Regions from separate parts of the Homo sapiens genome. Here regions 1 and 3 are each linked to region 2. Evidence: chromatin contacts called from ENCODE Hi-C or POLR2A ChIA-PET data. All regions are on one chromosome and are shown on one strand. Each heading gives the region's core, a stretch centred on a gene start or an enhancer-like site at or near the end of the contact. The rest is flanking DNA. Distances are from core to core; before and after follow the strand shown. Region 1 holds the start of AFDN (afadin, adherens junction formation factor). Region 2 has its middle 26 kb from the start of TTLL2. Region 3 holds the start of LINC02487 (long intergenic non-protein coding RNA 2487).

Region 1 (2,700 bases), core at 99-2,598, 480 kb before region 2:
TGTTGCCTAGGAGCTAGTATTTTATAGCAAGTATTAACTATAAATTACCTATTACAACAAATCAAAAATAGACGCTATTAAAATGATTTCCTAAACGGGCACAAATATTGAGTGAAATTTTTTTATGCTGGTAAAGTCTGTGCAGCCACCGAATGAACAGAGCGCGGAACCGACCCTTGCGGAGCGATTTACAGGGTTGCTCCCCGACCCTTCACCTCCCTCCCCTCTCCACGGAGCCCTTCCTAGTGGACTTGGACTCAAACATTTTTTTAAAAGCTGCTCGGAACGCTTTCAGCAGCTTTGCTATAAACAACCCCCATTGTTACCAGGCCAGGAGCGAGCGTGATTTCCTCCTCCTCTCAGGGAGCCAGCCTGGGGCCGGCGCCTCCCTCCGGGCAGAGGCCGCCGCAGAGGGCCCTTCCTCGCGGCCCCGAAGGTGGAGAAGGCGCGCCTTTCCTCGGAGGCGTCCGACTCCGGGCCTGTGCCATCAGGCAGCCCGCACCTCCCGAACTTTGTGATACTGACTTTCCCCTCCCAGCTGGCAGCCTGCAAGTTTATGAACCCGAAGCACAGCGCGCGTCACAGGCTCCATCCCGGCCACGGCGAAGGGGCGCCGCGAGCCACAACCGGGCTGCAGGTGGAGGGCGCCGGCCCCGCGCGCCGCCGCGCCCCCCGCGCCGCCGGGGATGAGGCCGGGGCCGCGCCGCGCTCGCGGGGGTGGGGGCGGCGGCCCAGGTGAGCCACCAGGTGAGCGGCCGGAGAGGGGAACAGGTGACTGCCGCGCCCCGCCAGCCCCCGCTCGGCCCGCGCGACCCCGGGATACACCGCGGCAGGGGGACGGGGGCTGCGGGGGACGCCGGGGCCCGCGGTGGGCCTGGGGGAGGGGGAGGGGAGAGAAGGGGCGGAGGGGGGAGGGGGAAAGGAGGGCGGGTCCGCGGCTGGCGGGCGGCGGCGGGGGGGAGGGGCGGGGCGCGGCGCAGCGGGCGGGGGTCGCGCAGGCCCCGCGCCCGGCGGTGCTCACCTCGGTCGGCTGGCTGATCTCGAACAGGTCCAGCCGGTTGGCGTTCCAGTGGTGGATGATGTCGGCCAGCTTCCGCCGCTCCTCGTCACGGCCGCCCGCCGACATGGTCCTGGCCGCGCCTCCTCAGCCGCGCGGGGCCGGGGCCGGAGGACGGGCCGAGGACGACAGGTCCGCGGGGGCCCGGCGCCCCTCGCCACCCCCCGCCGGCCGCCTCCGCCTCCGCGGCTGCCTCCGCCTCCGCGGCCGCGCCGCGTCCTCCGACTTGGCCTCCGCCTGGGGCTCAGTCCGCGCCGCGCCGCGCCGCCTCAGCCCCGCCGGCCGGTGTGCGCCCGGCGCCCGCCGCCCGCCGCCCGCACCCGCCCGCGCCCCGCCCGCCGCCGTGCGCGCCGCCGCCCGCCGTGCGCGCCGCCGCCCCGCGCGGCGCCGCCGCACCTCCGGGCCGCTCCACTAGGTGCTGCTGCCGCGGCCGCCAGGGAGGGAGGTGTCGGAGGGCGGGCCCCGCGCGGTGCTAGGGTTCCGTCTGGACTGGCGGTGGTGGGTCCCAACCGGCGGTACCGGGTTCCTTCCCGACCAGCGGTGCTAGGTTCGGTTCGGACGCGCGCTGCTGGATCTAAATGGGCAGTGCTGGGTCCGATGGGTGGTGCTGTGTTGGGTCCGGACGCGCGGTGCAGAGTCCGGACGGGCGGTGCTGGATCCAAATGGGCGGTGCTGGATCTGGACGGGCGGTGATGGGTCCGATGGGCGGTGCTATGTTCGGTTCGGACGGGCGGTGCTAGGTCTAAATGGGCGCTGCTGGGTCCGATGGGCGGTGCTGCGTTCGGTCCGGACGGGCGGGGACGGGCGGTGCTGGGTCCAAATGGGTGGTGATGGATCTGTGGACGGGCGGTGCTGGTTCCAGACGGGCGGTGCTGGGTCCAGACGGGCGGTGGGTCCGATGGGCGGTGCTAGGTTCGGTTCGGATGGGTGGTGCTAGGTCTAAATGGGCGGCGCCGGATCCGATGGGCGGTGCTGGGTTCGGTCCGGACTGGCGGGTCCGGGTCTGGACGGGCGGTGCTGGATCCAAATGGGGGTGCAGTGCTGGATCTGGACGGGCGGTGCTGGGTCCGAACGGGCGATGGGTCCCATGGGCGGTGCTAGGTTCGGTTCGGACTGGCGGTGCTGGGTCTAAATGGGCGGCGCTGGGTCCGATGGGTGGTACTGGGTCCGGACGGGCGGTTCTGGGTCTGGACGGGCGGTGCAGTATCCAAATGGGCGCTGCTGGGTCCGGACGGGCGGTGCTAGGTTCGGTCCGGACGGGTGGTGCTGGGTCTAAATGGGCGGTGCTAGGCTCAGCAGGGGACCGGTGGGCGTGGCGGCACAGGTACGGAGCGCAGGGCCGGTGGAGCGCCCTCTCCGAAGGGCCCTGCGCTCCCCGCGCTCGCTGCTCCTCCTGCCCGCGCATTGCCCCGGGGCTGCTGCGTGTTTCTTCCAGGGTGATTCCTTTCCGCTGGGTCACTTCAAAGCCGACCTTTTCAAGCTGTTTTCTTCCGCGGAGGACACGTTGTTAGGCTTTGTGTGCATTTCAAGGGTCATGTTTTCTGAACCGCGCTCTGCCGCTCTTGGGGTGTTCGAGCCCCCACACTGCTGTGCGGTGTTCCTCTCACAGAGTGAGGTTGGAGGGTCCCACTCCCTTTGTGTGT
Region 2 (2,700 bases), core at 104-2,603:
CACCCACCACCATGCTTGGCAAATTTTTTGTATTTTTTTTTTTTTTAGTAGAGACGGGGTTTCTCCATGTTGGTCAGGCTGGTCTCAAACTCCTGACTTCTGGTGATCCACCCACCTCGGCCTCCTGATTTAGCAAAATTCTTAAGGGCCCTAGGATTTTCGGAATAGTAAATGAGATTGGCCGCAAGTTTAAGTCACCAGCTGCATTAGCTCTTAGCAAGAGACATCCTGTCCTTGGAAGTTTGAAGATAGGCATTGACTTCTCCTCTCTAGCTATGAAAGTCCTAGATGGCATCTTCTTCCAACAGAAGGCTGTTTCATCTACACTGACAATCTGTGGTTTGGTGTGGCCACCTCCATCACTTACCTTAGCTAGGTCTCTGGATAACTTGCTGCAGCTTCTCCATCAGCACTTGTTGCTTCATGTTGCACTTTTATGTTATGGACATGGTTTATTTCCTTAAACCTCATGAACCAACCTCTGCTACATTCAAACTTTTCTTCTACAGCTTTCTCACTCCTCTCAGTCTTTGCGGAACTGAAGAGAGTTGAGGCCTTGCTCTGGATTAGGCTTTGGCTTGAGGGATCCATATCAGCAATAAAGCTGTTTCACTTTCTCGTCATTCATGTGTTCACTGAAGCAGCACTTTTAATTTCCTTTAAGAGGTTTTTCTTTGCATTCACAACTGAGCTAACTCCTGGGTGCAAAAGGCCTTGCTTTCAGTCTATCTTAACTTTGAACAGGCTTTCCCCACTAAGCTTAATCATCTCTAGCTTTCGATTTAAAGTGAGAGATGTGTGTCTCTTCCTTTTACTTGAACACTTAGAGGCCGTTGTAGGTTATTAATAGTGTAATGGGAATAGGGAGGCCTGAGGGGAGGGAGAGAGATGGGGGCAGCTGGTCAGTGGAGCATGTGGAACACACGTGACATTTATTACGTTTTCTGTCTTACGTGGGTGCAGTTGTTGGTTCCCCAAAACAATTACAGAGTAAAATCGAAGATCACTAAGTACAGATCACCATGACAGATATAATGATAATGAAAAAATTCGAAATATTACAAGAATTACCAAAATGTGAAACAGAGATATGAAGTGAGCACAAGCTGTTTGAAAACGGGACCCACAGATGTGCCCCAACGGAGTTACCACAAACTTCCAATTTGTAAAAACAAGTGCAGTATCTGCGAGGCACAATAGAGCAAGGCGCAACAAAACGAGGTCCGCCTGTGCGTGCGAACCCCTCGCAGGGAGGCTGTAAACACAACGCAGGAACATCATGAAAAAGCCCGTTCCGGCGCTGGGCTGCAGAGGGCGCTGTCGGGTAAACAGGTCATTTCGCGGCACAAAGCAGCTCACAGCGCATCTCTGAAGTAACGCGGTCAACGCGGTCAGATTCACCTTTCCAACATGTGCCATGCAACAAACTGGGTCACTGAAAACCGCGGAAGTTTATTCCTCACCCCCCCCCCCGCCCCCGGACCAGGTGGGTTGCGCCCTCAGGGAGCTGAGCCGTCCCCGTGAGGCCCCTTCGCTGCCAGCACAGTTCAGCTGTGCCGTCCCCAGCGCTGCGGTGCCTGTAGCTGGTGTGCGGAGGAATCGTGGTCAGAAATGTGCACACGTGGTCCAGACAGACGGCCCCGTGAGTCTCCGAACAGAAAAGAGGGGGGCGAGGCGGAGTCCTGAAGGCTAGGCTTGCAGAGGCGGGAGAACCAGGCAGGGGGCCACGGGCCTGCGGGGCTCCGGACAGCGACAAGGGCGGCGCCCCCCACCCGCCTGCGCTCCCGGAAGGCCGAGTCTGTCAGCGCTGCCTGCGGTGTGTGGCAGCTGCGCGCTCCTTCCCTGTGGGGCAGAGCTGGCTGGAGCCACCGCCTGAAGAAACTGGGCTCTGTCCTCCGCTCCGGGGAGGGGATCGTGGCCAGTGGATGCTGAGTTCCTTCTGTTGCCTGCCGCAGCCCACAGCGAAGTCACTCTGAAGAGCATCTCGCTGGCCTGCGCTTCTGCTTCTAGGCGGCTCTGACCTTGACACCCCTTTCCTCTTCTGCTTATGCCTTCGAATCCTACATTAAGGGAAATGGGGATCCTGTTTTGAAACCAAATGAGAAAGAACCACAACCCTCAACTTCAAAACACTTCCAGTCTCCTGAAGGTTTTTTAGATTCGGAGATCTCCACCCATTTCCCAGGGTCCTTGAAATGTTTCCTGGAGCCGCGCCTCTCCCAGTGCTCTGGCTGGAGACAGCAGCGGTGGCTGTCTTCCTCCGCGTCCTTGTGAGCACCCAGTTTGGGGTGGAAGAGTCAAAAAAAAAAAAACCCAGGAACGCCCCACCCTGTCGTTCTCAGGGTCCCCCGGCTCCCCCGGGCTTCCTCTCTCCGCCTCTCGTCTTCCTGCGTTTGTCTGATGGGCACTGCCCGAGGTTTCCGGTTGCACCTGCGGGACGGAGGAAAACGCACGCCTGTTCCATCTTCTTAGGAGGGGAATTCTGAGGCTTTTTGAATGACCACCGTGTAGCGCCTTAATTCTCCTTCACTTTCACCGGTTTTGTCTGCCCCACCTCAGGAAGACTGTCTGTGTTCTTTCCTCCATAGCCCGGGCACCGAAGGCACATGCCGTGCATACAAATTTCCTGTCTCGTCTCAGACTCCACGTGAGCTCGTTATTACTTCAATTTAATCTGCGCACGTTTCACCCTAGGAGAGA
Region 3 (2,700 bases), core at 123-2,622, 340 kb before region 2:
TTAAAATATTAAAAGAACAGACAGGAGGAGATGGCACGCCACGATGGCAGGGGCAAGGCCACCGCCCTGAGGCTGCAGCTCAGAACAGATGCTCCGAGTGCAGCCAGATGGTGTGATTGAAAGGAAGAGAGCGGCCAGCAGTTCCAGAGTGGCCGCCTGGAGACAGCCCTCAGAGGTGCAGCTCTGCCAACACTCACGGACCCACGGCACTGACTTGCCATCACCAAGAGAATATTCTGTGATTCATTCATGAAACAAAGGTTTTCGTGGTATGTGAATGTTGTGTAAGGATTGTGAAGGATATAAAGAAGTTATTTCGATTATCTCAGTGTTTCCTGTCAGTATAGATCATGTGTGCACAAATCTTATAATAAATGAAATTAGTTTTGCATTTCTGAGTGCTTTGTTTGAAAAAGATACCCTGTAGTATATGATAAAAAGTAATTCTTTGCCAAAACAAAAAGAATCCTTCGCCAAATGTGTCTTTCACAGCCCATACTCCTCCCCCTACAAATAAAAGTCCAAAAAAAAGAAAAAGAAAAAAAGAAAAAAGAGAGAGAAAAGAAAGCGAGAATGTGGCCCTGCTGGTTCGTGTAACAGCAATAATCCTGAAGATGAAGATTCTCAGTAGAGAAACAGATCACATATAGCCAGAAGTGTCAGGATAAATCCCTTCTTATTACAAAGAACAATAGCAATTTTAAAAACTCATATAAAGATAACTTTACATTAAAAAACTCTTTATTGCTTTTTTCCTGTCCGTAAAAGAAATACAGCCTAGTTAAAAATATCAAACAAAAAAACCTAAACAGTGGAGAAATGGAAAAAGATCAGAAATTAAATACTTCCATCATCTCCACTGCCCCTCGAGCCAGAGCCTGGTAAACACCCTTCACGTTTTGTTTCTCGCTGCCTGTTCTGAGACAAAGGTGGCACATGAGTTCATCCTTATAAGAACTGGATCATGCTCTACATATGGCTCTGGCACATTTTTTTAACTTAATAATATGTCTCAGACTTCTTTGCACATCAATGCCTATTGATCTATTTCATTCTTTTTAATGGCTGCCTTGCATGGCTCTACCATGATTTATTTAACCAAATCCCTGTTGATTGACATTTGGGTTCTTTCCAATTTTTGCTATTACAGACAATGTTACAATAGAGATCTTTGTCTGTAAATCCTTGTGGACTTCGTGAATATTTCTTTGGACGAATCCTCAGGAGTGAAGTTGCTTGGTCATAGAGATGTGCGTGAGCGTGCACCCCCAGGCTCCACGCCCACCTTGCCCTGCCCTCCCCCATCAGAGGATGGGAAGGGGCGGGGGAGTTGAGGTAGGCCTTTATAAGGAAGCAGAAAGCTTGGTCTTGGTCTATGGTTGCAGCTTTTAGGAGGCCACGGCTTTTACTCCCAACAGGCCCACTGAGACTAATGGGGCCACACTACTGGGAGGGGGGTGAGAATTAACTCATTAAATGAGCATCATTCTGCATAATTGTGTGAAATACGGATTTTATTGTGAGTGGAAGGCCTTGCAAACGAAGGACAGAGACTGTTTCTTTCATGTTTCAGCAGTGTTTCTCAAAGCATGGTCTTTAGACCGTCTGAGTGAGAAACCCCGGGGCAATGATTTCGCTGGTTCCCAGTCAGATCTGCCACTGCCGAATCTGTGATGAGGCCCAGAAAGCTCCTGACAGACGGTGCCTCTGTGTGCAGCAACAGGAGACCACGGCGGTCTCACCTGGTGAGTGGCGACTGCGTGTATTTCTCGTGTTCTTCGTGTTTGTGGACTTCCCACCACCACCTCATTCTGTTCTCTCCATTTGTCATGATTTTCCTTGCCTTTTTTTTTTTTTTTTTTTTTAGTATTTAGTTTTTTGTCTTTGATTGAAATGATTGTGTTTTATTCTCTCTTTTCCTTCAGGGCCTAGAAGTTGTATCTATTATTTTAGTGCTTACTCAAAAAATTTTAGCCTATTGCACATAATAAGACCTAAAAAACCAATATCCATACCCTGCTCTGAAGAACAGGTGGACCTCAGAACACTTTAGTATCTACAGCCCTGACTGACCTTCTTTGTTACTGGGCTGGCATTGTAGTTTCAGGCTGTTATTAAGCCCTTAGAGTCTTCATGGCTGCCACTGTTGTTTTTGTTATTATTATTATTATTGATTTTTTTATCATCAATGTTCACATTTACTAATATTTTTGTATATCGCATTACTCAACATTCCTAGTGAATCCCATTTTTCTTTCTGGTTTTAATTTGCTTCTTACTCAGGAAACTCTTCCACAGTTGTCATTTCAGCAGCGCTCCACAAGTGGTAAGTTCTTCTAGACATTGTCCAAAAATGTCTTTCTTGCTCTCCCTATTAAACAGTAGTTTAGCTCAACATAGTTTGTGGGAAATCTGGTGTCAGTCCAATTGCCAGAAAAATTATTGTCGTTTGTTGTACTAGTAATATGCCTTTTCTCTCTGTTTTTTTTTTTTTCTTTTTTTGACTGAGTTTAGCTCTTGCGGCCGAGGCTGGAGAGCAATGGCGTGAACTCAGTTCACTGCAACCTGTGTCTTCTGGGATCAAGCGATTCTCCTGCTTCAGCCTCCAGAGTAGCTGGGATTAAAAGCACCCGGCACCATGCCCAGCTAATTTTTTGTATTTTTAGTAGAGATGGGGATTCACCATGTTGGCCAGGCTGG

The links. Hi-C counts contacts between places; a loop is a spot of excess contacts on that map. ChIA-PET counts read pairs that join two places held with the same protein, here RNA polymerase II (POLR2A). Pooled maps may share reads with other maps.
Region 1: a loop to region 2 is called in a map of B cell, with 9 times the contacts of the local background. The contact joins the promoter of AFDN here to the enhancer-like site in region 2. A Hi-C loop is called at or near these places in 2 of 168 maps with a recorded cell type or tissue (B cell and naive thymus-derived CD4-positive, alpha-beta T cell) and 9 of 50 pooled maps. POLR2A ChIA-PET finds 5 or more read pairs at or near these places in 2 of 52 experiments (OCI-LY7 and T-cell).
Region 3: a loop to region 2 is called in a pooled map, with 5 times the contacts of the local background. The contact joins the promoter of LINC02487 here to the enhancer-like site in region 2. A Hi-C loop is called at or near these places in 1 of 168 maps with a recorded cell type or tissue (naive thymus-derived CD4-positive, alpha-beta T cell), 1 of 37 single-sample maps with no recorded cell type and 8 of 50 pooled maps. POLR2A ChIA-PET finds 5 or more read pairs at or near these places in 2 of 52 experiments (activated naive CD4-positive, alpha-beta T cell and naive thymus-derived CD4-positive, alpha-beta T cell).

What each region holds. Positions count from the first base shown.
Region 1 is chr6:167,825,559-167,828,258 of GRCh38, reverse strand. AFDN (afadin, adherens junction formation factor) reads right to left here and starts at 1,348. Exons shown (of 34, transcript NM_001386888.1): 1 at 1,022-1,348. The coding sequence starts at 1,126. AFDN-DT (AFDN divergent transcript) reads left to right here and starts at 1,463. Exons shown (of 2, transcript NR_027906.1): 1 at 1,463-2,700. RefSeq lists silencers at 1,196-1,395, 2,310-2,379 and enhancers at 1,546-1,625, 1,656-1,725.
Region 2 is chr6:167,350,169-167,352,868 of GRCh38, reverse strand. No RefSeq gene overlaps it. Among named protein-coding and RNA genes, the nearest start is that of TTLL2, 26 kb to the right of the region's middle. RefSeq lists enhancers at 1,094-1,388, 1,212-1,890 and a silencer at 1,601-1,870. Within about 2 kb of position 1,353, at least 16 of the 41 ENCODE cell types and tissues checked have a DNase peak (open chromatin) inside an H3K27ac peak, as active enhancers do; they include B cell, where a contact is called at or near this core.
Region 3 is chr6:167,694,961-167,697,660 of GRCh38, reverse strand. LINC02487 (long intergenic non-protein coding RNA 2487) reads left to right here and starts at 1,372. Exons shown (of 7, transcript NR_117092.2): 1 at 1,372-1,457; 2 at 1,574-1,745; 3 at 2,284-2,326.